4 separate regions of the Mus musculus genome follow, and regions 2, 3 and 4 are each linked to region 1. Evidence: chromatin loops called from intact Hi-C (ENCODE). Cell type or tissue: gastrocnemius. All regions are shown on one strand.

What was found. Hi-C counts contacts between places; a loop is a spot of excess contacts. Peaks named below come from ENCODE experiments on the same cell type or tissue, not always from the same donor. Only the 100,000 strongest peaks of a DNase experiment are listed, where the experiment ranks them.
Region 2: it touches region 1 in a loop (4-fold over the local background); 7 of 42 quality-filtered maps call a loop at or near these places.
Region 3: it touches region 1 in a loop (10-fold over the local background); 41 of 42 quality-filtered maps call a loop at or near these places.
Region 4: it touches region 1 in a loop (5-fold over the local background); 17 of 42 quality-filtered maps call a loop at or near these places.

Annotation. Positions count from the first base shown.
Region 1 is chr2:129,869,870-129,877,869 of GRCm38, forward strand. No RefSeq gene overlaps it. Among named protein-coding and RNA genes, the nearest start is that of Gm39933, 23 kb to the right of the region's middle. In gastrocnemius, no CTCF peak of the experiment used is centred here; DNase peaks (open chromatin) are centred at 3,853, 4,320 and 4,452.
Region 2 is chr2:129,726,679-129,734,678 of GRCm38, forward strand. No RefSeq gene overlaps it. Among named protein-coding and RNA genes, the nearest start is that of Pdyn, 31 kb to the left of the region's middle. In gastrocnemius, a CTCF peak has its summit at 3,121 (motif pointing right); no DNase peak of the experiment used is centred here.
Region 3 is chr2:129,670,925-129,678,924 of GRCm38, forward strand. No RefSeq gene overlaps it. Among named protein-coding and RNA genes, the nearest start is that of Pdyn, 25 kb to the right of the region's middle. In gastrocnemius, a CTCF peak has its summit at 4,181 (motif pointing right); DNase peaks (open chromatin) are centred at 4,183, 4,545 and 5,006.
Region 4 is chr2:129,499,390-129,507,389 of GRCm38, forward strand. The region is part of intron 1 of F830045P16Rik (RIKEN cDNA F830045P16 gene); the gene reads right to left. All of the region lies in intron 2 of Gm14040 (predicted gene 14040), which reads right to left. Among named protein-coding and RNA genes, the nearest start is that of Gm14040, 12 kb to the right of the region's middle. In gastrocnemius, a CTCF peak has its summit at 3,427 (motif pointing right); a DNase peak (open chromatin) is centred at 3,436.

The DNA.
Region 1 (8,000 bases):
TGCAAGAGGCTTTATTGTCAGCTAGCTGAGGACGAACTCCTTTCGCTGCGCAGAGCAGGGGAGTTCGACCCCAGTAGGGGGCTTTTAACAGCTAGCTGAGGAATTGGGAGGAAAGTTGGGAGTTGGGAGGAGTTTGGCTACAGCTCTTCTCTAGCGGGTGTCCTTGTCACAGGGAGCCAAGCAAGTGCCTGGCTAGGTCTCCCCACAATCATCACATCTCTGTTTGTAAGGTACAGAAACAAAAAGGCTTTTTGCTGGCTATAGAGAACAAAGAGCTTCTCTCTGGCTGTATTTTAGAGATCAGGGAAAACAAGCTTGGGGAATGTCCAGGGGCTTTACCTTTCTGGGAGAAACGCTTTAAGTCGAGGTCTCACAGTTTCTGGGAATTGAACTCAGGACCACTGGAAGAGCAGTCAGTGCTCTTAACTACTGAGCCATCTCTCCAGCCCAACTACCCAGTTCTTAACCTCTCAGGTGTGAGACAAGTGTAGTTACTGTTTTAACATAAGCTGATTAGTACATTGTGTGTATGTGTGTATACACATATATAATTTATCAAACGTATTCATCCCATTGGTTCCATGGTTAGCTAAAAGTGATCGATGCTCCTATTTCATAGATCATGAAACTTCATGTCTTCCTGTTGCTGAACGCCTGATGAGTGTCAAACATGGCGGTGGGGAATTGCTGTCAACAATATAGACTTGGTCCCAAAAGTTAACATTCTAGTTGATGAGGAACCTGGCAATAAAGAGTGGATCATCAACTCTGTGTTCTGTTCTGTGAACACAGAGTGCTGAGGTGGAGGGAGCAGGGAGAAAGGACAGAGGCCACTCAGCTCCTACATCTGGGCTGAGAGAAAATCCGAGTGCTGCTGTTAAAGGGAGCCATTCACACTGGCTGCTGCAGAGTCCCTATTGGGGAGCTGCATCCACTGACAGCCTATTGTCACTTCCCATTCCCTCCCCCAGGACAGAGGGGGCATGGAGTTGGGGAAAGGTCATGAACCCTGACTTCTTATCCTGGCTGTGACACCCAAATAAAACGACACTTTGCAGAGGAAGGACATTGGAGTCTCATTTGTGCCCTCATCCCCGTTCACTTCTCCTGGCAGGTCCCTCCGAGAGGCTTCTGTGACACTCTAGGCGCCACCTGCAAACCACAGGTACATAAAGGATCCCTGTACTCATTGTGCTAGGACAGCGAATCTGAGCTCTAACCTCTACTTGCTGTATGAGCCTGGGTCTCACATTTGACCTCTTTTGAACCATCTGCCACCTCTCCAGTGGGATAGGAATTAGGAGATAAATCTGGGCTCTCCAGTAACCATTCCAGATTTGCTCTGTGTTTTGGGGACCCCCAGTTCTTCTCTGGGTGCCAAAGCTGTTGATAGAGCGGGCACTCTTATTCTAGCCTCTAATGAATCTGCTTCTCTAGGGGTGCGCCAATTCATAGAGCCCGAAGAATGTCCCCCTCTCCAATCAACCTTAATGCAAGTAACAAATCCAGGATGCTGTTGACAATTCCACACCCCAGAAATAGGCTAGAGTGGGTGGTTGACCTTGAGACAGGGCCTGAGCTGAGGCCTGTTGCTTGGCAACAGCCCCTATCACCTACCCTTTAGAAATGCCATGTGATTTTCCTATCTTCAGGCCTCTAGCAGGAAGGGATCTGCCTGCAAAGTCCTTCACCTTCCAACTTGCCAGCTTGTTTGCCAGTAAAATTCATTTGTTTCTGTCCGTGTGTGTGTGTGTGTGTGTGTGTGTGTGTGCGCACGCGCACACACACACACACACACACACACACACACTTACATTTAATTTTAGGTAAATATCAAATAATGTAATTCCCTAGGTTTTCAAACATCCTGAGTGTTATTTATCTCCCCCCTTCCTTCCTCTGTATTGTCCTCTCTCCTCTGTCCCCATTTAAAGCACTCCTCCCACTTTTCCCATCCTCCTTACCTGTATCGCGCTCTTCCCTTCTCTAGAGCCCCCCCATCTATGGTCCCTTTTTACTTTCCTGGTGTTTGTGCTTCCTCAAGACTGTGTACTCACGTCCAAAGATTTGGAGGTAGGATCCACGAATAAGAGAGAATGCGTGGCATTTGTCTTTCTGGGTCTGCGTTACTGCCCTCAATATGATCTGTTCTCGTTCCATCCATTGGCCAGTAAATGTCATGATTTCATTTCTCTGTGCCGACTAATGCGCCGTGCTGTCCACGGACTGCCTTCTCGTTATTCACTCTTCCTCTGAAGGGCATGAAGATTGTTTTCATTTCCTGGCTATTGTGAATGGAGCAGCAGTGGCTGAGCCAGTGTCTGTGGACTGGGATGTCAGGTCCTCTGTGGACTGGGATGTCAGGTCCTCTGGGCTTATTGCCGAGAAGTGTCATAGCTGGGATGTATGGTAGACTTTATTTTTAGCCTTTTGAGCCTTCTCCACACTGATTCCCAGCATGGCTGCACCTGTTGGCCGTCTCGCCATCAGTGAATGGGGCTTCCCTCCTCTCAGCACCTTTGCCTGCATTTGTTCTTTGCCACTTTTTTTTTTAATCTAGCCATTCTAGGGCAAGATGAAATCTCAAAGTGGTTTTAGTTTGCATTCCTCTAATTGCTAAGAATGATGAACATTTTTTGGAGATATTTCTTAGACGTTTTTATTTTGTTTTTTGAGAACTCTGTTCCAATGCATAGCCCACCCCCACTCCCCCACCCTCCCAATTGGGCCATTTGTTTCCTTGCCTCTGCTTTTGAGTTCTTATATGTTCTGATCATTAATGCATAGATGTGGTGTGCCGGATGTATACCTGGCAGAGATTCTCTTCCACTCTGTGGTCTTCCCCTTCTCTCAGTCGATTGTTTCCTTGGCCACACAGAAGCTTTTGAGTTTTAAGCGTCCCCATTTGTTAGTCATTGGCCTTAATTTCTGGGCAAATAGAGTCGTGCTCAGCAAGCCCCTTCCCACACATATGTCCTGTAGGTTCTGTCTGTAATCTTCCAGGGTTCAGGCTTCACAGTGAGGCCTTTTGTTCATTTGGCCTGAATTTGTCTACTGAGTCATAGGTGTGTTTCTAAATTCAGTCTTTTATGTATGGAGATGCGGTTGTCCCAGGTCCACTGTTTGAAGATGTTCCCCACCCCCACCCCCACCCCCACTGTGTGCTTTTTGCCATCTTTGTCAAATACCAGATGGCTGTAGTTACATGTACTCGGGTTGGGTCTTCTGTTTTGTCCCGCTGATCTCCAAGTCTTTTTCTGCCAGTACCGTGCTGCTTTGATGACTGTAGCTCTGTAATAAATCTAGAATGCCAACCTCCCCAGCATTGGTCCCCCTCCCCGAAAAGCTGAAGACTGCTTTGGCAATGTGGGGTCTTTTGTGGTTCCATATGAATTTTTTTTCTTTCTGTTTTTGCAAAGAATGACATAGGGATTTGGTTGCATTTAATCTGCAAATGGCTTTTGGTACTATGGTCATTTTCATAATAGGAATTCTACCAATCCATGAGTACAGGAGGTCTTTGCATCTTAACATGTCGTCCTCAATCTGTTCTTTCAGAAATGTAAAGTTTTCCATTGTAGAGATCTCTCACCTTCTTGGTTAGGTTTATTCCAGGTATGGGATGATTTGTGTTGGGGGTGGGAGGCATTTAACTTTCCTGGGCTGTGTGCCACAGGTTGGATACACACGTTCTACACAAAGCAATGTTTCTTTCATGTACACTCAATCATAGGCTCAGATTTTCTCCCGCACATTTGCAAGCACCCAGGCACACACACTCTATCCATGGCTTGCCTATTTACATCCGCCTTAGACTGCCTGGCACTCAGAACCAGGGATGCTGCCGCCCTCTCCTGGAAAGATTTGGGAAGTGCACCCGGGGTCTTGCCAGGAAGTGCTTGGTTGCAAACCTCATTCTAATCTTAATTCACCTTTACAGGTGTGGATGATTTCTGCTCACTGTGTCCCCCAAGGCCCCTTCAAGGGGTCTCTACCATTTCCAAGATTCCTTTCCTGACTGTGACATTTGGTTCTGGCCCTGGACATCAGGGGGGGGGGGGAGTTCTAGCCAGATTTGGAAAAGGAAGGAGGGAAGAATTGGTAAATTGACTTAGGCAAGTAAGATAATTTGGCTCTTTACCTCTCCAAGACTGAGTTTCAGAATTATCAGCGAGGTTTGGCAGAATTTCTGTGCAAGTGTTATTCTTATAGTCACAGGTTCTGAATAAGATGTGAAAGGCACTGGCTGTCAGAACGACCTCGAATTTTTTCCCCTCCAGTTCACACGGAGCCACTGAGAATGTCTGGGCAAGACAGGAACAGAAGAGCCTTGTTTTGGAAAGATTAACTGGACCGTGCACATTGTTCATTCGTTTGTGTAACAAGCAGTGCTTTTTAAAAATATCTTGGCCAGGCTGTGGAATGCAGTAGTGACCGGATGGAGGTGCTATTAGCTTCCATGTAACTCCGAGCCTAGGAGCAATGGCGGGGGTGGGGTGTGTGTGGGAGACCCAGATAGGGCATCACTTCAGTCCTAGGTGAGCCCTTGGTGATATGAGGTTCACAAAAGAGCCCCAGCTCTTGCCCGGATAAGCCCTGTGGGGGAGCAGAAGTGAATCAGCTCAGCTGTGGTTTAAGTATAGATCTCAGAGCAGGACAGTGCCTGGTGCTCCCTGACTTCCCGCTCCATAAAATGAGAAAACAGCCTGGCCCATTTAGGAGCTGCATCTGTTGATTTTCCTTTTCCAGACCCAATCAAATAACATGCAAATAGATGCAAGAGGTCCTAAGTCAGGGTACAGCAAACGAGCACAGCATGGCCTGCCTGCTGCAATTACAGTCAACAGCATCTAGGATGTGACCAACATGAGTGATGATTTGCTGTCGGTTGCATAATCACCGAGGGACCAGATGAGGAGACTCAGAAACCTCAACAAGCTGTCTGGGGAGGTGCACTCCCGAGCAGGTGTCTGCTGCACAGGCTCGCTGCATTCAGGAAGCAACACAAAGATGAGGCCGGACTTCTTCCTCAGGCAGGGATGGAGTATCCAGTCATTCTCTGAAGATGTGTATAATAGGTTTGATGTTTCGGGGCTTGGTCCTCCCCGAGGCCACTGGGTAGCTGTGCAAGTTCCAACTAGCCACTTCTCAGTTGTTTTGTCCCCCACCCCCGGCCTCCACAGAGTCCAGAGACAAGGAAGGACAGAAGCCATGAAAGTGTCCTGGGTTGGACTCCTCAGAAGTTGACCTTGAGACAAGGATTCCTGTGAAAGTGACTCAGACGGAATCATTCTCTGGGACAGTGACTTAAGCTGAACCATCCCCGAGAAGTGGAGGGTAGGTGGTTAGAAGTGAAGGAGGGGACCAAGCATGGTGTGCCACTTCCAAATCCTACTTTGGATCTGCTCTGCCAAGGGTCATGCCTTAAAGCCATCACATTTATAGGGCTAGGGCATGGGGGAATAAGACCCCTGTTCACCTCAGTGACTGATGGCAATAAACTGTCTCCCAGGTATGCTTCCCACACACGGGCAAAGCTGGGGCCATCAGGAGATGCATTCTGATTGACTGCATTGAGAGCATTTTGGCAGCTGCTGTGTGCTCTGCACACCATGGCACACAAAGGGTTGTCACTCCCAGAGGGCAAGTGCTTTCCAAGCTGTGAAAAGCTGCACTTGTGTTGGGAGACTCACCTCGCTTCATGAGTCTGTTTCTTCCTGGGAAAGAGATTGCATCAACACACTGGGGTTGGCATGAAGACAGAGCTACTGAGAGCTGCATGTCTTCTGTGGTTCCTGTCTGTTGTACAAGTCTGAATCTGTGCCTACCTGAATGTCCCTGGGTCCCCGTGTCTGTGTGTGTTCATGTGTGTGTGTGTCTGTACTGGCTAGTTTTGTGTCAACTTGACACAGCTGGAGTTATCACAGCGAAAGGAGCTTCAGTCGAGGAAATGCCTCCATGAGATCCAACTGTAAGGCATTTTCTCAATTAGTGATCAAGGGTGAAAGACCCCTTGTGGGTGGGACCATCTCTGGGCTGGTAGTCTTGGGTTCTATAAGAGAGCAGGCTGAGCAAGCCAGTAAGGAACATCCCTCCATGGCCTCTGCATCAGCTCCTGCTTCCTGACCTGCTTGAGTTCCTGTCCTGACTTTCTTGGTGATGAACAGCAGTATGGAAGTGTAAGCCGAATAAACCCATTCCTCCCCAACTTGCTTCTTGGTCATGATGTTTGTGCAGGAATAGAAACCCTGACTAAGACAGTGTCTAACAAAGGGCTTCTGCCCTGTATATATTGAACAGCACAGAAAGCATCACACGGGGAAGAAGTGGGATACTTTATACAAATCTTCAACCGAGTTTTACAAAGAGTTAAGTCGCTGATTCCAACTGGCCCAGATAACAAGCAGTACAAGTATCATTGCTCATCACCGTAGTCATGCTGTCCTCAACACTCAGTTAGGGCTACTCATTTAAAAGGTTGCTTTGAACCTATGTCTGATGTTTTCAGCCAATGATTATCATAACATGCTAACAAACATATATACATTGCTCTCTGGGTCAGGGACATGGAAGAGTACATGGAAGATTATGATTATGTGTTATTAGCCTAGGTTGTAAATCTCATTATGTGGGAAATCCAAGGCAAGTCAGGTTGGTTGTTACATTGTTGTCTTAAAGTCAGTTTTTACATTGTTCTCTTAAAGACAGGTTAAACAAGCCGGTTGAGTACACAGTAGAATATCAGCCTTAAGTCTTATATGATCCTAAAGTATATTAACAGGCTGTAAGAGATTAGACTGGAAGAGATTATAATAATGTATTGCCACATATACTAAGCAGTTTGCACTCTTCTTGCCTCATGCACACAAACACACACACACACACACCCCTCATCTCAGTGCTCACTGTAGATCCCATTCTACGCAGGACACATACACAATCTGTAGGGCCTAGTGCAAAATGAAAATGTACAGTGCTCATCCAAAGAAATACTTTAAGAATTCTAAGACAGCTGCAACAAGGATTAAGCTAAATGTACGATACTTCTAAAGGCAGGACTTTATAAAAGTTTAGATTCTATGCTGGTGAGGCCAGTCCTGTTCTAGGCCATTGCCCTAGTGTCTGAACTCTGGGTCTCCTCTAGGCCCCCAACATGTTCTGTGTTCCTGATTCAGTACTGATTGCATGCAATTAACTGTATTTCTTTTCCTACCAGACTCTAAGTACCAGGGGGAAAGGCTCCCATCTGTCTTGCTTTGGGGATGTCCTAGATGCCTGGCACACAGCATAGCACATCAGGCATTCTATAAATATTTGTCAAACTGGGATTCACTGCACAAATAATTTGTTCAACAAATAAATGTCCCAGAGCTTCTGATATGCCAGCCAGAACTCTCAAAAAATTGATTATATCCATGAACCAAAGACTCCCATAGACTTCCCATTCTAGGAAGAGAGACACCAGACATGTCTTCTGGCAGATTCTGGCAGAAGACGACTCTGGGGGTAGGACGTGAGTATGAGTGGATTGTTTGGGAAGGATAAGGAATGCCCACAGAGGGACTGGAGAAGGCTACTTCTGTTTTCAATGGGGCTGAACTCCAGTGGAGGAATCTAGAGGATTGCAGTAGTTCACTTTATATGTTAACTCGATTGGGTTAATGTCCAGGCAGCTGACAGAGCCTGTTTCTTGATGTGTCTGTGAGGGTGTTTCTGAACATCATCGACCTCACGATTGCTGTTTAAGGGCAGTGAGAAACTAACCAACCAGCCAACCAAAGGAAGAATGGCTCACCTTAACTTGAGCATCACCCTCTGCTCCTGAACGCTGGCACTCCTGTTTTCCCAACAGTCCAGGTCCATTTTGTGTTACTTTTTTTTTTTTTAACCGACTTGCTTTAATCTATAGTCTGGGAGCTAGACAGGGACATGAGGGAAGGGGCGGGATAGGAGTCTAGGAGAGCAAGATGAGCATCATTGTGCTGGCTGCACAAGAGTCT
Region 2 (8,000 bases), 140 kb before region 1:
GTGTATAGTGTTAACTATAGATTTGCTAGATATAATGTTAACTATAGGTTTGCTGTATATGTGTCAACTATAGGTATTTTGTATAGTGTTCACTATAGGTTTGCTGTGTATAGTGTTAACTATAGGTTCACTAGATATAATGTTAACTACAGGTTTTCTGTGTATAATGTTGCCTATAGGTTTGCTGGGTATAGTGTTAACTATAGTTTTGCTGTAAATAGTGTTAGCTATAAGTTTGTTGTGTATAACCTTTATTGTTTTGAGGTATGTTTCATCTAGTGTTAATACCTCCAGTACTTTGAAATCATGAAGACATGTTGGAGTTTGTCAAATGCCTTTTCTTTCTTTTTTTTTCTTTAATTTTTTTAAATTAGGTATTTTCCTCATTTACATTTTCAATGCTACCCCAAAAGTCCCCCATATACCCCCCACTCCCCTACCCACCCACTCCTACTTTTTGGCCCTGGCCTTCCCCTGTACTGGGGCATATAAAGTTTGCAAGTCCAATGGGCCTCTCTTTCCAGTGATGGCCAGCTAGGCCATCTTTTGATACATATGCAGCTATATGCAGTCAAGAGCTCCGGGGTACTGGTTAGTTCATATTGTTGTTCCACCTATAGGGTTGCAGATCCCTTTAGCTCCTTGGGTACTTTCTCTAGCTCCTCCATTAGGGGCCCTGTGATCCATCCAATAGTTGACTGTGAGCATCCACTTATGTGTTTGCTAGGCCCCGGCATAGTCTCACAATAGACAGCTATATCAGGGTCCTATCAGCAAAATCTTGCTAGTGTATGCAATGGTGCCAGCGTTTGGAGGCTGATTATGGGATGGATCCCTGGATATGGCAGTCTCTAGATGGTCCATCCTTTTGTCTCATCTCCAAACTTTGTCTCTGTAACTCCTTCCATGGGTGTTTTGTTCCCAACTCTAAGAAGGGGCAAAGTGTCCACACTTTGGTCTTTGTTCTTCTTGAGTTTCATGTGTTTTGCAAATTGTAACTTATATCTTGGGTATTCTAAGTTTCTGGGCTAATATCCACTTATCAGTGAGTACATATCATTTGAGTTCTTTTGTGATTGGGTTACCTCACTCAGGATAATGCCCTCCAGGTCCAACCATTTGCCTAGGAATTTCACAAATTCATTCTTTTTAATAGCTGAGTAGTACTCCATTGTGTAAATGTACCACATTTTCTGTATCCATTCCTCTGTTGAGGGGCATCTTGGTTCTTTCCAGCTTCTGGCTATTATAAATAAGGCTGCTATGAACATAGTGGAGCATGTTTCTTTCTTACTAGTTGGAACATCTTCTGGATATATGCCCAGGAGAGGTATTGCGGGATCCTCCGTTAGTACCATGTCCAATTTTCTGAGGAACCGCCAGACTGATTTCCAGAGTGGTTGTACAAGCTTGCAATCCCACCAACAGTGGAGGAGTGTTCCTCTTTCTCCACATCTTGGCCAGCATCTGCTGTCACCTGAGTATGCCCCTTATCAGGTCGAGTTTTCTGCTTCCCTAATTAATGCAGTCTCAGGTCCCCTGCAATTGGATTGGAGCAGCAGCTGTGTTCCACTCACCAGAGGTCTTAAGATCCCGTGGAGGGTCTTGTAGGTATCTTGCGGGTATCTTGCAGGTGTCAGCTAACTCCGCACCTTAGTTACCCCGGTGCTGGCGGGACCGGAAGGGCATCAAATGCCTTTTCAGCATCAATCAAAATGATTATGTGGTATCTGTCCTTATGTTTATATGATATATTTGTTGATTTATTTATGTTGAAACAATTTTGCTTTTCTTGATTGAATTCCACCCAGTCATAATATATAATCTTTTTTATTTGTTACTGAATTCAGTTTACACTGTTTTATTGAGAATTTTTGCTTCTATGTTCATAAAAAATTGACCTGTAATTTTTTTATTATTGTTGTATAGTAACTGGGGTTTTTTGTATCAAAAAACACTGGTGTTGTGGAAGGAGTTTGGAAGTGTCCCTTCACTTTCTATTTTGTGGAGTAAATTAAAAAACTGGTATGAGCTCCTCCTCTAAAGTCTGACAGAACTCAGCAGTGAAGCTGCCTGTCTGTCTGGTGCCAGGCTTTTTTCTTTTCTTTTTTTTTTTTTTTTTTAGGGGAAGGCTTTGAATTTGAGCTTTGATATCATTGCTTATAATGAGTCTGATTAAGTTATTTATATCTTTTGGATTTTATTTTGGTAGATGATATACATTTTAGAAAATCTACTTCTTTTAGGTTTTCAAGGCCTTTAGAGCATAAATCTTCACAGTAATCTCTCAAAACATCCTGTGCTATAATGGATTCAGTTGGAATGGCATACTTTTGACCGCTAACTTTTGGAAGTCTGTGCCTTCTTTGTGTTTCTTTTGTCAGATTAGTTAAGGATTTGTCTACTCTGCTAACTTTTTAGAAGAACGAACTCTTCGATTGATTTTGTGTATTAGTTTGGGTGGTGGTTGTTGTTTGTCTCTGTTTTATTGATCTCTTTCCTAATCTTTATTATTTTCATTTTGGATTGGCTGCCGGTTGTTCTGTGAGAGCACTGAGGTGCATCATTGGGTCATTAATTTGATAGTTCTCCTATTTCTTTAATGTGAGTGCTTATCACTGTGAATGTTCCTCTGAGGGACTGCCTTGGCTGCATCCAAAAGGACCTGATAGATGGTGTTCTCACTAGCATTTGTCTTTAGGAATTTTTATTTACTTGTTTTTGATTTTGTTTTTTTAGGTTTTTTGTTTGTTTGTTTGTTTTTGAGTTTTTCGAGACAGCGTTTCTCTGTGTAGCCCTGGTTGTACTGAAACTCACTCTGCTCTGCAGACCAGACTGGCCTTGAACTCAGAAATCCGCCTGCCTCTGCCTCTCAAGTGCTGGGATTAAAGGCATGCACCACCACTGCCTAGTATCTTTAGGAATTTTTTATTTTTCTCCCCGATTTCTTGGGTAATCCAATTTAAAGTGTATTGTTTAGTCTACAATTATTTTATGGTGTCTGTAGTTTCTCTAATTGTTGATTCCTAGACTTATTTTGATGTGGTTTGATAGCATATAAGGAATTATCTCAATTATTTTGGATTTTAAAAACAATGTTATTTCCTGTCTGTGTGCAATATTGGAGCACTTGGAGGCCAGCAGAGGGCATTTGATCCCAGAAACTGGAATTACAAATGGTGCTGAGTCATCATTTGGCAGCTGGGAATAGAACCTGAATCCTCTAGAATAGCAGCCAGTGTTCTCAACCACTGAGTCATCTCCACAGCTCCTACTTTGCATTTTTGGCATCCTCACTATGATGTGTCGTGGAGACTTTCTTCTCTGGTCATGTCTGTTTGAAATTCTTTATACCTCTTCTGTCTAGCTGTCTACTTCTTTTCTAAGTTTATGAAGTTTTCTGCTATAATTTCATTAAATTGTATGTCTATTCAATTTGCTTTTTATCTCTACTCCTTTTTCTACACCATGAATTCTCATTAATTTATTAATTTGAGATTTCTCTAATTTTTTATGTAGGTTCTATAAACTTCTGTCTTACAACTGCTTCATTGTGTTCCATAGGTTTTGATGTGTTGTATTTTCATTTTCATTCAATTCTAGGAATTTCTAAATTTTCTTCTTGGTTTAATTTTTGATCCAACTAGTATTTAGCATGTGTTTGATTTCTACAAATTCATGTATTTTCTGTTGTTTTTGTTACTATTGATATCCAGCTTTATTTCATTGTGGCCAGATAGAATTCAGGATATTATTTCAATTTTTCCATATTTGTTGAATATTGCTTTGTTCCCTAATATGTAATCAACTTTGGAGAATGTTTCATGGGTTGCTGAGAAAAATAAGCTCTTTACTGTTGGGTTGAATGTTCTGTAGATATCTGTTAAGCCCTTTGATTTATGATGTCATTTACTTCTATAGTTTCTCTTTTAGCTTATTTTTAGATGATCAGTTTGTAAGAGAGGGGTATTAAAATAACTCATGATCACTCTGCTGGGATACAATGTGATTTGTATTCAACAGTGTTTCTTTCATAGAATTGGGAGTCTCTGTGTTTACTTCATATGTTTTCTGACTTGTTTTCAGTAGAAGTTGATCTTGTCAGATATTAGAATAGCTACACTTACTGTTTCTTAGTTCTATTTGCTTAGAATACATTTTTCTACCCATTTACCCTAAGGAGATATTTGTCTTTGTTGGTTAGGTGTATTCCTCTGAGACGACAAAGAGGCAGATCCTGTTTTCTACTCCAATATGTTAGTCTATATCATCTTACTAGCAGAATAGAGACCATTAATACTCAGTCTTTTTAATAAAAAATGTGTATTAACTCCTGTCTTTTTGGTTCATGACACCTTTCCTTTTTCATCAGAGGTATTAAAGTGTTCAGGATGGGACTAATTCCAAGCAGGGCTGTACTGCAATTTATCCATTTCCCTGATATCTAGGGATACACTGTCTATCCAGGTCTTCTGTTTCTCAAAAGGTCAAAGAACCTTACACAAATTTCCTCTGGTAATATGCCCTGCTATGTCTTTTTTTCCCAGCAAGTAAGGCTGGGATTTTGGAAATTAATATTTTAAAATCATGATAAATAATAAATTCCATTTCTTTTGTAAACCATTTACATTAGAGCTTTTGCTTCCAAACATAAGCATTCTAAGTCATGCACTATATGCTGCCAGATTGTTTTTTAAAAGACGTGCCAACATTTGTAATTAAGGAAAAAAATTTAAAGCTGATATGACAGCTTCTCCTAAGAATTCAGTGATTCTGCACATTGGATGTCACAAAGATGCTAAGATATTGACTTACCCTGGCCCCCACTGAGCTATAAAAAATGAAGTTAATCAGATGTCCTACCCCACCCCCCACCTGGAGGAGCTCATAGACAGGTGAGAAAGTTCTGTTCTAGGAAGGCTCTTTTCATTATAGGTCATCTTTCTCTTGGGCCACTCCATGGTAAGCAGGCTCTTCCACATGGTCACAAGAAGGACATGACAACTTGAGACATGTGTGGTCTTTAGTGCTCATGCCTGTCTCCAGCAAGGTCTATCACCATTCTGGGTTGGCCAGCTTGACTTGTGAGCCCAGTGTTCTAATGCCATGAGAGGCTTGTTCAGGGGACCACAGCCCTCGCTGTTTTGTTCTTTGCTCTTTTCAGTTAGCTCTCTATGAAAACAACCAATGCATTTCCAGCATCATCTGGTCTGCTTTACAGTCCTGTGAGGTGGTAGGCCATTATTTCATCAAATGAAAGCTCGGTTGCTCAACTGTTTATTGTTCTCTGATTTTTAGTGCAATGGCCAGCACATATACTGAAGTGGAAATTTCCAGGATTTTATTTTTTATTTTATTATTATTTTAACAACTCAGACATGTCAAGTGATGTTTTGCTGGAAGCTGTCTTGTGAGAGGGCATGTGGTGTTTTGCTGAAAACAGACACTTGAGAGGGTGCATGATGTTTAGAAAGAATGTGAATGGAACCCCACAAACATTAAGAGGCTCTTGCATTGCTATGCGTGCAATGGTTCACTGGTCTAAGTTGATCTTCACTGGCCTTCACTTCCTAGAGAGAAATGCCCCAAGTACTTCTCATGGTATGCCAGGTGATTCTGTTCATTTCCCCTGACTCGAGTCAATCTAGCAGGGCCTTGCTATTTCTCTTGGATCAAGCTACCACTACAGATTCATGTTTGGTATTTGCTATTGAACTGGATTGCTGATAACCTGACAACAAAGAGTAGAATTTCCCCCAAGGAACTACTTGTAAACAAGTCCACAACACCCTTTTCCTATTAACCTTCTTTCTCCCCTACCTCTGGTCAGTGGGCTAGAAGGGAGGGTGAAGAGTTTAAAAACCCTAAATAAAGTAGGTTTTGAAAAACCTAAGCCTGTAGTATATCTTGAACTAAATCTTTGCAAACAGCCATCTACTGAGTCAAAGAACACACATATTTTTAATGCATTTGATAAATTTTTGGTTAAATTGTTAAGAAAAGTTATAGCAATTCCTTTTCCTGCCTACGCAATTTAAGATTCTTTATTTCTCCAAAACTGAAGTTCCTGGTCCACAATAGTTTAGCTTCTGGCATCTGAGAATAGGAACTAAATGAAAATTAAACACATCGCTGTCAACCAAGAGTTTTGCTCATACAGACCCTAGCTTTGTGGTCCTGCCTTTATGATTGCCACAGACAGGGGTTAGGGTTACTTACTGACAGGTGACCTATCAGGATTCTCTCTCTCTCTCTCTCTCTCTCTCTCTCTCTCTCTCTCTCTCTCTCTCTCTCTCTCTCTCTCGCCCTGGCTGTCCTGGAACTCACTTTGTAGACCAGGCTGGCCTCCAACTCAGAAATCTGCCTGCCTCTGCCTCCCAAGTGCTGGGATTAAAGGTGTGCGCCCCACTGCCCAGCAGGATTGTCTCTGTTACATCCCTGGATCTGCTCAGCGTTTTCATTTATCCATCCAACAACTCAACTCACACTCAACGGTTGCTGAATTTGTCAGCCTGCATAAAGACGCGGGAGGAAGTTTCAGGAAGGAAGGGAGAAGCGTGCCGTGCACTGATGGCCAGTTTCTTAGATCCCCTCCCCCTCAGGACCAAAGTACATCCTCTCCCTGGCCCTGCAGTAGTACATTACCACATCTGGTGCCCTGGGAAGAGTGGGTAGCTGTCTCTCAACCCTCTACAAGCTCGTCAAATTATTTTTCCCAAACAACAGAAAAAAAAATGTTCTCTCTGGCTTTTACTATTAATACATAAGTGACTAAGATATTTCATTTGTAGATAAGAAAACTGATGCTAAAAAGATAACATGCCCAAAGTCCTATGTCTATACAACCCAAGAAACTCTCAACATTATTGTCCTAGCAGCAAAACTCATTCACTTATCTGAGCAGGGGCTATGTATCTGTCCACTGGGTGGGGACATGCCTGCCAGCTTAGCCTTTGAGAGCTAACAGACAGGATTTGCTGAGCGAGGCCAGCCTGGGCCTGGGCCAATCAAAACAAAGCGCAGAAAAAAACAGAACAAAATAAAAAACAAACACGTACTGCTTTTACATCCCATCTTCCCTCTTACACCTTCCTCCTCCTGCTTTGACCTGCATCTTTGAATAAATTAGCAGGTCACAGTCTTCTATCATCCTGATGTCTGCTGCACAAATAGACCATGTTCCTAACTCCTACTCAGGAGACAAAGTTGCCGAGATTTCTCTTTCAATCAGTTGGGGATAGCTTTCTCTTCCTTGGACTCAGAAGGTGTCACATAGTAACACCTCGTGGACAAGGCATCTTGAAACATAACACTGTTTTTTTAAATTGTATTTTAGTGTTTCACAAACTACAGGTTCACTGGAGCACAGCCATGCCAACATGGCATCTAAGGCTGGTATGACCTCGAGACCCCTCCAGCACTCCTTCGTTCAGCCATAGAACAAGGAGACACAGATAAAGTCTGGAGCCGGGCCCAGGTACCTGAGGCTCAGAGATGAGCCCGCAGCGAAGCTGACAACTGACTCATTCCTCCGACACTCTCCCACCCTCCCAGCTAAGGAGGTGTCTGATGTGAACATGTTCTGCCTCTTTGTTGCCTGCTGTTGGGGGCGAGGGCTTTGGGTGGATTTTGAAGAGCAATTATGCTTATTACTGGTTAGGATTTCTCTGTTTGCTGAGTGCATTAACTTTTAGCGCTTCCCATCACTCATTCTTCTTCACACCCTCTTGTCAGTTACAAATGTGCAGGTGGAGAGCCACGAAAAAACCCTGCAGCAACGGCAACAGAAATCACAGCAACAACAACAAATGAACAGAAAGGATAGAAAGCAGATACTCAAAGATGGAGAAAAAGATACTCCCGAGAGGCTTCCGTGGAATTCCTAAGACTTCTCTCTGGTTGTAACTGTTGCAGGACATCTCTCCTTTCAACCAGTCCCAGATAGCTTTCTCTCACTTGGACTCAACCCTTTACATAGTAACATCTTGTGAGTGCGGTGT
Region 3 (8,000 bases), 200 kb before region 1:
TCTGAAATGCTATTTTTCTACACATGCTGTGGCCATGTTAATCTAATCCAAATCAGGCATCCATAGAGATAGTGTGTTGATCTACTTGCCTGTGTTCACGGAATACCTACTGTTTGCCAGATGCTGTGTGGAGTAAAAACTCTAAGAGGGCTCAGTATCTTTGTTCGGGTTTTATTGCTGTGAAGAGATACCATGACCATGATAACTTTTACAAAGGAAAACATTTAATTGGGGCTGGCTTACAGTTTCAGGGGGTCAGTCCATTATCATCACAGCAGGAAGCATGGCAGACATGATGCTGGAGAAGGAGCAGAGAGTTCTATATCTTTATCCACAGGCAGCAGAAGTGAGTGCCACACTAGGCCTATCTTGAGCATATGAGACCTCAGAGCCTGCCCCAACAGTGACACACTTTCTTCAACAAGGCCACACCTACTCCAACAAGGCCACTCCTCCTAATAGTACCATTCCCTATGGGCCAAGCATTGAAACACATAAGTCTATAGAGGCTGTTCCTACTCAAATCACCTACCACACTCAGTCTCCCATATCCTTTGTAATAGCTGCCCTTCCAGTTACTATGATAAAATTCCTCAGGTGGCTTTAAGAAAGGAAGTCTTATCATTACTGTGGCAGAGGAGGCATGGTAGCTAGCTCAGCTCGAGCTGAGGCAGCAGGAGAGTGAGGTAGCTTGCCTCAAACCCCATCTGCAGCCGCAGTCAGCAAACAGACAAAGATGGATGCAGGTGCCCAAGGGCAAACCTCCTTTCCTTCTGATTTGGTTCAGGACCGGCCCCTTGGAATGGTATTGTCTATATTCAGGGTGTGTCTCTCCTCCTCAGTTAAAACCCTGGAAACCCTCTTACAGCCACACTCAGAAGTGCATCCCCCACATGGCAGCCAGGTTGACAATGAAGATCAGCCATCACAGGCTCTCAGCCTGTTGCATGGAGATGGACAGACTCACTAGACCACGGTGAGTGTTGTCCCAGCACCAGCCATAGTTTGAAAGATGAGCACCAGTCTTCTGGAGAGGTAGGAAGGAGCAGGTGCCCTGGGGGAGCTTTGGGAGGCATAGAAGGAAACGTCTAAGATAGAACCTGGGAGAAATAGAAAGTACAGATGAGAAAGAGCTGCGAGTGTCTGCCCAAGGGGCTTGAGTTTAATCCCTGGCCTGGAAAGGAGTTTCACTGAAAGGTATTTTTTCAAGTAGATTATCAGCATCCTAGAGCTTTAGAGAGGCAGCGCAGGAGGCAGAGGAATGTCCGTGTGAGGTTGGGGAGATCCCTGAGAGACAGGGGGATGGCATGGATCACTCAGCTTTGGATTAGGTACACATCAGGCTGACTGACCTGGAGAGAGTGAATGAAGAGTGAAATTGAAAGGCCTGGAAACCTATCAGCATGAGGGGGAAGTAGAAGAGGGGCTGTTGGAGCCTCTTTAGGAGCTATTTCTATAAGGCATCCCTGAAGCCTGGCGTGTAAGCACAGACCAAGGGGTCACCCAGACACTGATTGTGGTGATGACTGGAAAAGAGTGGGCTATCACCAAGAACACTAGAGACAGCCTGGCTGTCTTGCAATACTATATGACTGTTCTCCAGGGGATGCCAGAGTAGGGGTAGGGGAGAGAGAGAGCACAAATCTTGGCCACACAATGTGCAGAGCCCAAAAATTCTTAGAAGGAAATACCTAGGAGAGAAACAGGGCAGAGTCAGGCAGATGGACTTCCACTGTCTCCTGCCAGTCCTTGTGTCTCCAAACTCCTGCCACAGGTCCCCAGTTCCACGGAAGAACTTCTCCAACCACTCCCAAGACTCAAGATCCCTCTAAGCTCCCCCAGTTCCTGCAATCTGACCGCAGTGATGTAGCACCCAATCTTTTCACTCACTATTACTAGACATGAGTAGCCTAGATGCTGGACTGGAATTTAAGCCATGTGTAAACTTCTAGAGTAAATGAGAGGACTCAAAGATGAGATGGAAAGTGGAGGGGGGGACCTGGTGGAAGAATGTGGGAAGGAAAATCAAGGGGAAAGAAGAGGCAGGAAAGCAGGAAGAGATGGAGGGAGGGAAGGAGTGAAAATCCGAGGGGAGGCAGATGGGAGGGAAGAGGAAGGGAAGGAGGGAGGGAGGGAAGGAGCAAGGAGGCAGGACTATGGATAGATACATTTATGGAGGATTGATGGAGGGAGAGAGGGTCAGACAGATAGATACAGTCACAGATAGGTAAGTATATGGACTAGGGGAGGAATAAATGAGAAAGAGGCTGAGTCAATGGGGAGTAGGTGAATATAGGTACAAATGAATGATCAATTAAGCAATTACATAAACGAACAAAAAGATAGGTAATTAAGAGAAGGGATGGATGGAGCTAAGTCCTCTGCTCAGTAGATTTCTCTGTCCTCCCAGACTCCAGGTCAAGCAAGCATACTGTCATTTTGTAGGAGCCCCCATCCCTGGTGACTGATGTCATCTGGTATTATGCTGGCCTGTGGTAGGATAGTGGTAACCCTATCAACTCAGTGGACCAAGAAATCTCTTGTCCCTAATGTTTCTCTTGGTAATTTTGTGCTGGCTGAGCTCCATTCCACTCCTTGATTATGGACCTCTGCTCACACAACTGTAGCCACAACAAAGCCAAGAGGTACAGGCAGGCCCAGGGGGCAGGAAATGAAATAATGTGTATAATGTACGTATGTATTTATACAATGTCCTCAATCATCTCCTCAGAGCTGGCCTTGAGTGTAGTCCATTTTCCAGCTATAGTGACTACCACACCCCTCTATTGAATTGGTCCATATACCCTCAGCCATGAGTGTCCTCGAATAAAAACTGCCTTGTCATCTTTTAATATCACTCAGGGCCACGTTAGTCAAACACCTCAGCATTTATGGTTTATCACCCTTGCTTTCATCGCGGTTATTACTCTAAACTTTCCCTAGAGCTCTGGGCAGAGTACATAACCAAATATCATAGGCTGTTTTAATTTCTAGTCTTATTTTATATGTATGCCTAGTTTGCCTGGATGTATTTGAGTGCACCACACCCATGCCTGACCCAGGGAGGTCAGAGAAGGGCATTGGATCCCCTTGAACTGGAGTTAAAATGGTTGTGAATTACTACTTGAGTACAAGGAACTGAACCGGGTCCTTCACAAAAGCAACAGTTGCTCTCTAACCCTGGAGCCATCTCTGCAGCCCTATTTATCTTCATACTTTTTTTTTAAGTGGAGAAAACTGGAGTGGATGGAGAGGAGCATTGTTTTGTACTTGAGTGAAACTGAAATCCAAAGGTAGTCATCCATGTTCAAGGTCCACAGGTGCGCTCAAGAATTCCAAGCCTGGTTTCCTTTTCTTTGAAACTGGGAAGTTGCTTAATCATTTCTAGCCAAAAAGAAGACAGCATTGAAGAACAAGGTATTTCAACAACAATTACAAAAGCCCAAGGACTTTTCGTCTTAATGCCAATAACTGCCCATTTATAATCAGTGCACTGCTGAGTTCCCTCCTTAAACCCAGAGTTTTTAGTGTTGGAATTTAGATTCTTTTTTTTTCTTTTTTAATATTTTATTAGGTATTTTCCTCATTTACATTTCCAATGCTATCCCAAAAGTCCCCCATACCCTCCCCCCCCCACTCCCCTACCCACCCACTCCCACTTTTTGGCCCTGGCGTTCCCCTGTACTGAGTCATATAAAGTTTGCATGACCAATGGGTCTCTCTTTCCAGTGATGGCTGACTAGGCCATCTTTTGATACATATGCAGCTAGAGACAAGAGCTCTGGGGGTACTGGTTAGTTCATAATGTTGTTGCACCTACAGGGTTGCAGATCTCTTTAGCTCCTTGGGTACTTTCTCTAGCTCCTCCATTGGGGGCCCTGTGATCCATCCAATAGCTGACTGTGAGCATCCACTTATGTGTTTGCTAGGCCGGGCATAGTCTCACAAGAGACAGCTATATCAGGGTCCTTTCAGCAAAATTTTGCTAGTGTATTCAATGGTGTCAGCGTTTGGAGGCTGATTATGGGATGGATCCCTGGATATGGCAGTCTCTAGATGGTCCATCCTTTTGTCTCAGCTCCAAACTTTGGAATTTAGATTCTTAAGCCTACCCAGATGGTGACAAAACTCCCCCGAGTGTGTTGATCCCGGTGACCACAAGGGGGCGCGCCCAGATCAGATACCGCTGGCTTCAGCCACCTGGCTTGTTACTGCCCCCTGCGGTGGATGCATCTTTGCTCTAGAGCTTAGATAGTGTACCCCAAGGTGATTATGCCCAAGTCCCCAAGCACCTGTGGAGACTGTAGCAAAGGAGCAGGATTGTTTTTGAGACTTATCAAGAGCTTCATAAAGCACACTGGATTTCTGGAGAGGACGCTAAAAGTAAATCCAGGACCTACTGTATGCCTGGACTTCATGTATCTCAACTCTACATAGACACAGGGCTTGTGGGGAAGGGCGCAGTCTAGGGAGGGAAAGAGCCTAAGCGTTGAGTAGGAGGGTGACTACCAGTCCAGTTTTCTTGGCAGCCAGCCCTGCTTTCACGGAGTGAAAACAAGAAAGTGGTCTCAGCTGTCGCCTAGCTCCGAGCCAGATTCTACACAGGGCTGTGGCCTGGGAGTGAGGTTGTGGTTTCTGGAGAAGACAGCAGCTGGATGAGCACCGGGTGTCAATATAGGAAGCAGCAGTGTCCCTACCAGGAACTGGCACTACAACGGTGACGATTGCTTCTGATTTTTATTAGGGCAGAAATGTCCCCTCCCAGGCAGAGAGCCTAGGGGTAATCTGGAAACTGTCCTCTGTTCAAAGACCCCCTCAGGACTTCCGTGGCTGTCCCAACTCTCATTCTTATACAGGTGTACCTTCAGATCCTTTCCTCCAAAACAAAGTCTCCAGTGAAGAGCAATGTGTTCGTTTGGGAGGTAGAGACGGCAAGGTGGGTCTGGGCTGCCTCCTGTGCCTGCCCATCCGCTTACCCCCATGTCTGCCTGCACCTGTGCCTGCCCATCCGCGTACCCCCATGTCTGCCTGCACCTGTGCCTGCCCATCCGCTTACCCCCATGTCTGCCTGCACCTGCGCACTGCACCTGCCTGCACCTACCCCCTGTGCCTGTCTGTACCTGCTAGTGCCTGCCAGCTGTACCTACCTGTGCCTACCCTCTGTGCCTGTCTATACATGTCTGTCTCTGTCTGGGTGTCCCTGTACCTGTCTGTCTGTACCTATATCTGCCCCGTACCTGCTTCCTGTGCCTGTTCCCTGCATTCTCTTCCCATTCTGTTGTTGCTAGCCAATTCCAGGTCCTTAAAGTTCCCCACCCAGGCTGGCAGAGTGTGAGCCTAAGGGACAAGCAGGAACTTTGTTACCTCCAAGCCCAGCTTACTTCTGCATGGGATCAGAGATGTCATGAGGCAAAGAGTCTTGTTATTTAATTTGAAACAAAGTACTTGTTATTTAATTAAGAGTCAGAGCCTTGCAATTGCTTCTTGAGAAAAACCTCCCAGTTGTCCTTGAGCCTTTAAGTTCAATTTTCAAAACTTGGTCTGTTTCTTTGCAGTCACTTTCAAGGGACTTTTGATTAATAGTCAACACCATTAAAACTATCTATCCCCTTTGCAAGTGTGGGTAATTAAATTATCCTCAACATTTAACACAGGACTTACTAATTTAATGTACTCGGTTTCATTTTTAAACACTTTCCTTATTTGCCCTAACAAGCAAAACTTTCCAGAGTTTAAAGCACGTTGGAACATCCAATTTAAGACCTTAAAGTGTAGTGAATCTCAGGACCTCTGGTACATCACACCAGTGGTCACAGGTCCTCAACAGAAAACCGACAAGTCTATAATCAATTACAAATTTCAAATTAGAGTCGTAGGCTAATTTGTTCATTCTCTATGCTGAAGCGCCCCATTGTCGTGAATACTTTACATCTCAAATGCCTACGTGTGCGAGGTTAAAAGGCATTTGCCCAAGAAAGAGAAAAGCTCTCCATCTTGTGGGAGTTACCACCCTTTATAGTTCCATGTGCAACAAAGCCAATACCCATGGTTCCCTGCCTGACCATTTGGTTACATGAAACCAAGATGGTACTTCCCAGCATCCCTTGTAACAAAGTGAATATGTGGCCAAGATCTGGCCAGTGAGGTTTAAGCAGAAATATTGTATGACTGCTTCCAGAACACCTTCTGAACACATAACTACTATATGTGTCCTCCCCACTCTATTTTAGCCGTTCCTCCATCTTGCCCCTTGACCATAGACATCATGGTTGAACTTCTGTCACTATTAGTCCTAGGAGACTAAGTGCAATGTGAGGATGCAGGATCCTGGAATTCTGGTAGCTTTGTAGAGCAGTCTGAGATTACCTTGTAAGACCATTCCCTCCTGGGAATGTGGTCTTGCCTTCTTGCCTCCTCCCGCTCTGTGGACTTGCCCGTGACTTGCTTTCATCAATTACATGTGGCAAAACCAGCACTGGGTGTTGTCTGAGGCAGCATTCACATTTGCCTGCTTGTAGTGCTGACTGGAAATGTCATGCTCGATTGGAAACTGGTCTAACCTGCTGGAAGATGAGGGACCCTGGCCCAAGCATATACCATCAGGAGATGTAGTGACTGCCTGTGGAGTCCCCCAGCTCTGCAGCCCTCCATTTCCGTCCAGGTAAAAACCCTCAGAGAGTTACTCCTCAGCGCACATAATTGTTTTCAGCCATTGAGTTTTATGACGGCTTATGCAGCAAAAGCTAAACAGAGCAGGGTCATAAGCTGCCCCAGCCTCACTTTTCTGAGAGCTTTAAGCCATTTTTGTTTAGGGTCTTGGATACATTGTATCCTGATACACCCGTGGGCTGCGCTGAGCTGCTTTGATGGGCAGGGTGTTCTCTCTTGCTGCAGAGCCTTTTTCAAATGGTTGCCATGTCAACAAAGGACTCCATTTTCTCTAAAGAAGTGGCTCTTGTGGATGGCTGGGTTCTGGCCATCTCATTAACTCTGTGTAATCTGAGACTACAGTACCCATCCCCAACCCCTGCCTTGCCCTCCCTCTACCCACTAGGAAGTCACCTGGCTTCCTTCACTAATTTCCTTACTGCCTAATTGAGTTATGAAGCTCTTTTAGCCCTTGCTGTCTGCCCAGGCTAGGACTCTGATAGATACGGCAGACATCTTGAACTCCACATCTTTCCCCTCTCTGTGTTCTATTATTCCCAAAGTCAGGTCAGACCAGGAATGCAAGCTTCCTCCTGCTCCCAGCCTCTGTTTCTTTAGCTTTCAGATACAACCTAGATTCTGACATAGTGTGGTTGTTGGGACATGACTCAGGTTTTCTACATAAACACTGTGATGTTAGAGACCCAGGGAGCTTTCTGGAGCCTGGGCCATGATGCCCCAGTAGCTTGATAGCTGTTGAGTCAATGGGATTCTCCAAGTCTTCATCCCCGTGCTCGCCTGGTGGTCTGAATACTCCGACTCAGATCGCCAAGCATCCATGCCGCCCTAGGCATTGCCCCCTCACATCTCCATGCCACCCACGTAGTACCAGGCACTCCTCACTCCTTATGATTCTCCCTTGGCTCTATCATGGCTGGCCCCTTTGCTCTCCTTCAGGTCTTACGCTAAATGCTGTTCCCTTGAGAGTGCTCCCCTGACCACATGTAGAATTTGCTCATTCCGCCTCACTTCAAAAGGATTATCAGGGATTAGAGAGGTGGCTCGGGGGTTAAACACTTACTGCTCTTATAGAGGACCTGGGTTGGGTTCACAACACCCATGTGGCAGCTCATTCCTGCCTGTAACTCCACACCTCCTCTGAACTCCAGGATACATGAGGTGGCACCCATAAACTCACACAAGCTCATGCACAAATGTAAATTTAAAAAAATTAAAGTAATGACATAATATAGTGACAACTTTAATAATAATTAAAGATCTTAGTTGTAAATTTATGTTCCCACAAAAAAAAAACAAGATGCCCTTCAGTGTATACATGGAGTAACTAGAGA
Region 4 (8,000 bases), 370 kb before region 1:
CAGGGAAATGCAAATCAAAACAACCCTGAGATTCCACCTCACACCAGTCAGAATGGCTAAGATCAAAAATTCAGGTGACAGCAGATGCTGGCGTGGATGTGGAGAAAGAGGAACACTCCTCCATTGTTGGTGGGAGTCCAGGCTTGTACAACCACTCTGGAAATCAGTCTGGCGGTTCCTCAGAAAACTGGACATAGTACTACCGGAGGATCCAGCAATACCTCTCCTGGGCATATATCCAGAAGATGCCCCAACAGGTAAGAAGGACACATGCTCCACTATGTTCATAGCAGCCTTATTTATAATAGCCAGAAGCTGGAAAGAACCTAGATGCCCCTCAACAGAGGAATGGATACAGAAAATGTGGTACATCTATACAATGGAGTACTACTCAGCTATTAAAAAGAATGAATTTATGAAATTCCTAGCCAAATGGATGGACCTGGAGGGCATCATCCTGAGTGAGGTAACACATTCACAAAGAAACTCACACAATATGTATTCACTGATAAGTGGATATTAGCCCCAAACCTAGGATACCCAAGATATAAGATATAATTTGCTAAACACATGAAACTCAAGAAGAATGAAGACTGAAGTGTGGACACTATGCCCCTCCTTAGATTTGGGAACAAAACACCCATGAAAGGAGTTACAGAGACAAAGTTTGGAGCTGAGATGAAAGGATGGACCATGTAGAGACTGCCATATCCAGGGATCCACCCCATAATCAGCATCCAAACGCTGACACCATTGCATACACTAGGAAGATTTTATTGAAAGGACCCAGATGTAGCTGTCTCTTGTGAGACTATGCCGGGGCCTAGCAAACACAGAAGTGGATGCTCACAGTCAGCTAATGGATGGATCATAGGGCTCCCAATGGAGGAGCTAGAGAAAGTACCCAAGGAGCTAAAGGGATCTGCAACCCTATAGGTGGAACAACATTATGAACTAACCAGTACCCCGGAGCTCTTGACTCTAGCTGCATATATATCAAAAGATGGCCTAGTCGGCCATCACTGGAAAGAGAGGCCCATTGGATTGCAAACTTTATATGCCCCAGTACAGGGGAACACCAGGGCCAAAAAGGGGGAGTGGGTGGGCAGGGGAGTGGGGGTGGGTGGATATGGGGGACTTTTGGTATAGCATTGGAAATGTAAATGAGTTAAATACCTAATAAAAAATGGAAAAAAAAAAAAAGAAAACGGACTCTACTTCTCTCAGAAGCAATCAAATGTACGTGCTTCTCAGGTAGGGGTGGCTACCTGCCCTCCTCCATAGTGGATTTTGGTTTGGTTTGAGCTTCTAGAGATCATCTGCATCCTGTCATAATCCTTTTTTAAGGCTTTGATCCAGCCTATTGGGTTTCTGACTGATGAGACTTAGCCCAGCCCCAGGAGCACCAACCTTAGGTGCCAGAGCCGGCCAGAGCACTGCCACCAGAGGGTCTCACTCCTTTCTATTTGCAGGAACTTCCTGAATGGACATGTATGAAGTTGCTGTAACTAAGCTTTCAGAGCAACACTAGACCATTTGTCTCTGAGACCTCTGCAACCCAAAGAGTGATGATCTGTGGGAGGCAAGAAGGCAGTCGGATTTAGCGCAATGTCAGGAGTCTGACCCTGACTGGTTTATTTTAGGCATATTCAAGCACAGCACAATTGGGTGAAAACTTTCCTCCTGATAATTAACTAACTTCCATGTGCACAGCAACTGGGTACATAAGTTTCTTTAAGGAACAAAGTAAGCTAAATAAAGATCGAATGTGACTAACATTGAAACTCTTTGTAAAGTGTATGCAACATCTTTCACAAAGATAGGCTCTGTCGATTGACAAAGATGTCTATGAAAAGGTCCTGGGTAAGGGTCCAGTGTGATCACACAAAAAGCACAAAGTTTATCAGGGTAGAATGCTTGTCCCTCCCCAGCCTTCTGGGGAGATAACAGGTATAGCATTCCTTCCCTTGAAGGAACAACTGTGTGTGCCAGCATTCCAGGTTCCTCTAGTACTTATGTGAGCGCAAGGCCCTCCATGCCTCCAGCATCTCTCCCCATTTTGTTTTTAAAGACAAAGTTGGGACTGTAGTAGAGGCTATGGTTGTATACATCACCTGCATGACTAGTCTAACTATTATAAACAAGCATAACAGAATTATAAGAATATCTAGCAGAGGACCAAGGAAAGAGGAAAGCCATCTAAACCAGGCAGGCACTCAAAGGTCACTTGAGAGATTGTGTTATCTCTTTATGTAGATCATTAATTTGACCATCGAAAGTATGAGAGACATATATCACATTAGAGCAGCACAAACCATGAAATTGTTGACAACCAAGATTATGACTGAACAGCAAATAATATATAGAATTTGCTCTAGTTTGTAAAATTGTGGTTCTCAATTCACCCATTTCTTGGCTAATTTCTGCCAATAGGTTTACTGTAATGTTAGTAGTTTTACTAACCATACAGGCCAGTTTTGAAATTTCTCCTTGCATTCTTGTACTAACTGCCAGTACTAGTAATAAAAAACAAAAACAAAAAACCATAAAAATAATCCCTATTATTGCAAACCAACCTCATACTGTCTCGTAATAGGGTTATGCCTTTCTGACCCCTGACAAAAGGCATTTGGATTCTATATTGACAAGCTGAGAAATAACATGTAATACAGTCAGAAAACCTAGCAGCATCATTTTGGGACTGGTAGTATTGTGTCCTTGTATTCTTCCCAAGGTCTTGACTTGATGAGTTAAAGTCTTACTGTCTCCCCAAGCCAATGCTGTCCAGATGCCCTGGAGCAGGAGCCATCTGAGACTTCATTCATTATCTGGAAAGACTTAAACATAACCCTCCACCCTGATGTTAGAAGAACAGTCGATCATTTCCATTGATGAGTATCTAGATATTTTCATTTAACAAAATTTAACAGACTGTGTTTCCTTTAGGGCAAAATGTTTTGAGGCAGCAAAAACAGCATTGTCATTTAAAATGAAAAAAGTTTAAATAAGCATGGCTAAGTGTAGCATAGTTTGGAATGATTTAGGTGGGTGTATAACACCCCCCCTTTAAAAGTGCCATTTAAGTACTTAATGGTGGTGTTCCACAATAGCTTGTCCCTTTCGATTTTAAGAAATTTCAGTAACACGATTAATATTCCATAAATTGCCAAATTTCTTAAAGCATTTGCTAATATAAGCAGGACCACTCTCAGTGTTAGGTTGGAATGGGAGTCCCGGGAAGGAAAGAGGTAAAATAAACGAATGGTGGCATCCAAAATGTTTGCACGCTTGTGAGCAGAAGCAGCAATACTATTGCAAAAAAAAATCAACTGTTGCATGAACATATTTTAAACTTCCAAATTCTGAGATACAACCAATGTTGTACAGCCAAATGGCATTAGATTTTAATCCTTGAGGATTGATTGCGCCAGCAGAGGGCAGTGAGGTGATAGAGGAGGAAGGGCAGGTTCATAGAGTATGTTGTGCTCGTTCAGGAGGTAAGGAGAATTACTTGCAATGATTTTGCATTTTGATGAAGTTCGTGAGATTTTTGAGTGGCCTGTGAAAAAGCACTAGGGGGCAAGGAGACCACAGCCCATCCTCCTGAGCATCGGTGGATGCCAACAGACTTGGAAAATTAGAAGGAGCAGGATTATGAGTTACAAAAAAAAAAAAAAAAGGTTCGTTATCATATAGATGTCTGAAGGGAAAGAAATAATTGTGGAATAACATTAGCGGTGGTCCTGGGCTTAAGTCTTGCAGTTTCTAAAAGAGAAACCGTTGGAGCACAACATGCAGAGTCAGTTACAATGTTTAATGGCTGAGAACAGTCCAGTAACCAGGGTGGGTACAGTCTTTTCGTTTGTGGAGAATGTGGAATTTGTACATAAGCACAAGTTCCTTGTCCCTCTGAAGAGTGATCTGTAAAAGCATCCAAATGGATCTCTGTGAGATTTGCTAGTTGTGATTTTAGCTAATACTCAAAGAGTGTCTTCAAAAGTAACTTAGAAGGGAGTCTTTAGGGTAATGATTATGTCTGCATCCTGAGTAACATATCAACACCACCTGCCGATCACTATCAGTGTGGAACAAATAATCAGTCTTATTTAATGGCGCAGTGACTTCTGCGGTTTCTTTACCAGTAAGTGGTTTAAGACCCGTCCTTCCCATCATTATGAAGTCTATACTTTCTTGGAAGTAAGAAGTTACAGATAATTATGACATTCATAATTTCTGTAATACCATTACCTTGTTGTTAGATAATGCCAGTAGGCAAAGATGAGGAAGGAAGGATAAATAATTGATAAGGAAGTAAGGGACTAATTCTACAAGCTACCACTTTAGTGGCAGCATTAATTAATAAGTTAATAACTCACTCTGCTTCTGGTGTTATGTATCTTACAAAGTTTGCCTGAGAGTCTCTGGAAAACAACTTTGAAGAGCAGAGCTAAATCCACAGTGCTGATAGTCAGATAAGGACCTGCCAAACTGATATGGCCCCAATTTGGTTTTTGTGTTTTGTAGTTTTCTTTCTGTCTGTTTTTGTTTTTGTTTTTGTCTTGTTTTGTTGTTGTTGATTGAGGAAACATTGTTTGGGACATTCTAAGCAAGAGGATGATGGCAAATTTGTTGATGCATAATAATATCCTAAATAATTGTAAAGTGATTACTTTTTATTTTATCTGAAACTCTGTTTAAATTTTGCTCAGTTTACTTAACACTAAAGTTAAGCTCTTATTTAAGCATTGATTAAATGAACAGGAGAGGAGAGCTTCATTCATATACTGAATGACCAATACCTTGGGAAATTTAACCAGCCCAAGATTAAGTGCTTAATGAGAACAATATTGACACATAGTGGGACTGTTTTTCATCCCTGTGGTAAAACTTTCCACTGATATTGGGTCATTGACTGTTGATTGTTTAGAAACAGACTGTGAAACGTCTCTTATTATCAGGATATAAAGGGATAGAGAAAAGGCCATCTTTTAAGTCATATATAATAATATAATGTCCTTGGGGAATCACAGTAGGAGCAAGGAGCACTTGCAGGAGGCCCCAAGTGCTCTCGTAGTAACATGTGTGCCCCTGAGATCAGGCAACAGTGGAAATTTATTATTTGCCTTTTTATGAGTTACAAAAGTAGGGGAATTCCAGTGACCAACTAAAGGTTCAATGTCCTGGTTGTAATTGTTCCTGCAATAGACGCTGGGCATGTTTTAACTTTTCCCCATAAAGGGGTCATTGATTAATCCATACTGGGTCATCAAAGACCCATTTTACTTCTAAAAGCTGTGTGGATGGCCCCTTGAGCAATAACCGCAATTAGAGGTGTTATACTTTTTTATTATAATTATCAGATGATTCGTTGTAGCAATGATAACCACTGCTTGCATTTGTTGTAATATATCTCTTCCCTATAGATAATATGAAAGTCCTGGGACAATATAAGACTTCACAGGGACACAGGGAGAATCTTAGTCCAATTTAAGACATTAGTACTTTTTAAAGAATCCTGTTGGCCTCCAACACTTGTAAACTCGGGAGGTCAGCTGTGGACGTTATGGTGTGGGGAGCCCTTGTTCTTAATAATAACTGAAAGATCTGTCCCAGTATTTATCATGCTTCTAAAGGAATAGTTGTCCATGTATGTCAACATAGGATACCCATCCTCAGATAGGTCTTGTCCATAAAGCAAGATTTAAAGGGATTTAATCCCCTTGCAATGGACCCCATTTTTCTTCCTGAGTGACTGGATATTGTTTTTGAGTCTGGTTCATCTTTGATTGGGTGAATTTTAACCTTGAGTCTGGGGTTGGGAGTTTAAAGGATTATCATCCTTGTCAAATGTGGAGTGAAGTTCCTTAGCTCAGTGTTTTCCTCTTTGACATCATGGGCAAAGGCAAGGGGCTGGATTACTAGTTTTTTTTTTTTTTTTTGCACTAAATTTTCCAGTGTCCTCTATTCTCCCATTCAAATACAGGTCCCTTCTGAAAAGCTTTTGAATAGCTGCTGCTGTGAGAAGAGCTGCCAGCATTTTGAGTGACTGGTACCCAAGTAAAAAACTCACCATGTTTTGCTGGTGCTATGGCAGCTCCACACTGATTGGTAGTTTCATCAAACTCCAGCTGCCTGATATCTACAGCTTCCCCATGAATTCTTTTCTGGCATAGTGCTCTCCTAACTTGGATAGGAAACTCAGGCCAAGGCTCATTGACCTTCTATTTTAAAATGACCAGAGGACCCACAGTTTCTCCATGATCAGGAGTAGTTCTGTGGGCTTGCAGTGCATAAAAGTGTACTTGGTCAAAATACTGGGCCAAACCATTCATCTGTGTTGGAGTATTATTGTATTAGTCCACTCCCTCGAAGCACGTCTGAACTAATAGGGGCATTATTGCTATGGTTTCTTTCTGTCTGTTCATCACATTCATCATAATATTTTGCTTTCCACATTAAGTATTGTCCTGGGGCTTAGGAAGATTTACTTGTTTATTGTCCCAAGGAGTGACAATATCCCTACTTGAATATTCCCATATCATATCAGTAAATGGAGCACGCATGCCATTGGCAGCAACAGATTTTCTGAAATTCTTTAAAAACTCAAAAGTAAATTGGTAATGTTGACACACATTTGGATCTTGAGGATTTAAAATTACAGACATCAGAGGAGCTGGTATGGTAAGAGGTTCTCTCCAATCATTTTCTTGTTGATTATGTCCCCCATCTTCTCTAAGTAGGCTCTGGAAGGGAGGCGGCATAGACAGGCTTTCTGAATCAGACTGACGAGAATGAATATTGTTTTACTTTGGATATAAATTTGGGGCATTTGAAAGGGGAGGAAGCATAAGAACCTAAATCAGTCTCAATAAACGTAGGAGCAGCAGCCCCTTGCTGAGATGTGTCCAGAGGACCTTCCTCTTGATGGTCTTCCTGGAGGGGATCCAGGCAGTGCATCACTGCAATTGAGATCAAAAAATAATTGACAGGGATTTTATCCCCTCTTCATGGTCTCTTCTCACATTAGCTCCCTACGCATTTCCAATTGGCCACATCGATGGGTCCTTGTTCAGGAAACCAAGGATTGAATTTTACGGTCACTTGTATGAAGCTTCAGAGCTTTTGCTCTGAATATTTTGCTAACAGACGTCTCAATAATGGTATAAAATGCTTTGCTCAGAAGACTGAGATGAGCCCGTATTATTTCACCCTCTCTTATGGTGAAGACTCCTCGGGTGAGAGGACTGAACTCCTGCCTTCCACTCCCACTTAAAGAAAAATTTTCTTACCTTCTCCAAATTGTGTGGTCTCTGCGACCTCCACGTCCAGCAGAGTGATGATCCGTGGGCGGCAAGAGGGCAGGTCTGTTCAGCATGACAGTAGCCGCTATTAGTTCAAACTCTGAGAATCTGACCCCCAAGTGATTTATTTTAAGCATTCTTAAGCACAGTAGAACTTGGTAAAAAAATTTCTCGGTGATAATTAGATCAATCCAGGGTGAAAAATAAAGCTTACAATAAATTTTCTTGAGGAATAAAGTAAGCTAAATGGAGATCAGACGTCTTTCTAAAGTACATGTGATACGTTCATAAGGATGGGTTCTATATTCAATGGAATAGAATTGAAGACACAGAAATGAACCCACACACCTATGGTCACTTGATCTTTGACAAGGGAGCTAAAGCCATCCAGTGGAAAAAAGACAGCATTTTCAACAAATCGTGCTGGCACAACAGAAGGTTTGCATGTAGAAGAATGGGAATTGATCCATTCTTTTTTTTTTTAAATATTTTTATTACATATTTTCCTCAATTACATTTCCAATGCTATCCCAAAAGTCCCCCATACCCTCCCCCCCCACTTCCCTACCCACCCATTCCCATTTTTTTGGCCCTGGCGTCCCCCTGTACTGGGGCATATACAGTTTACGTGTCCAATGGGCCTCTCTTTCCAGTGATGGCCGACTAGGCCATCTTTTGATACATATGCAGCTAGAGTCA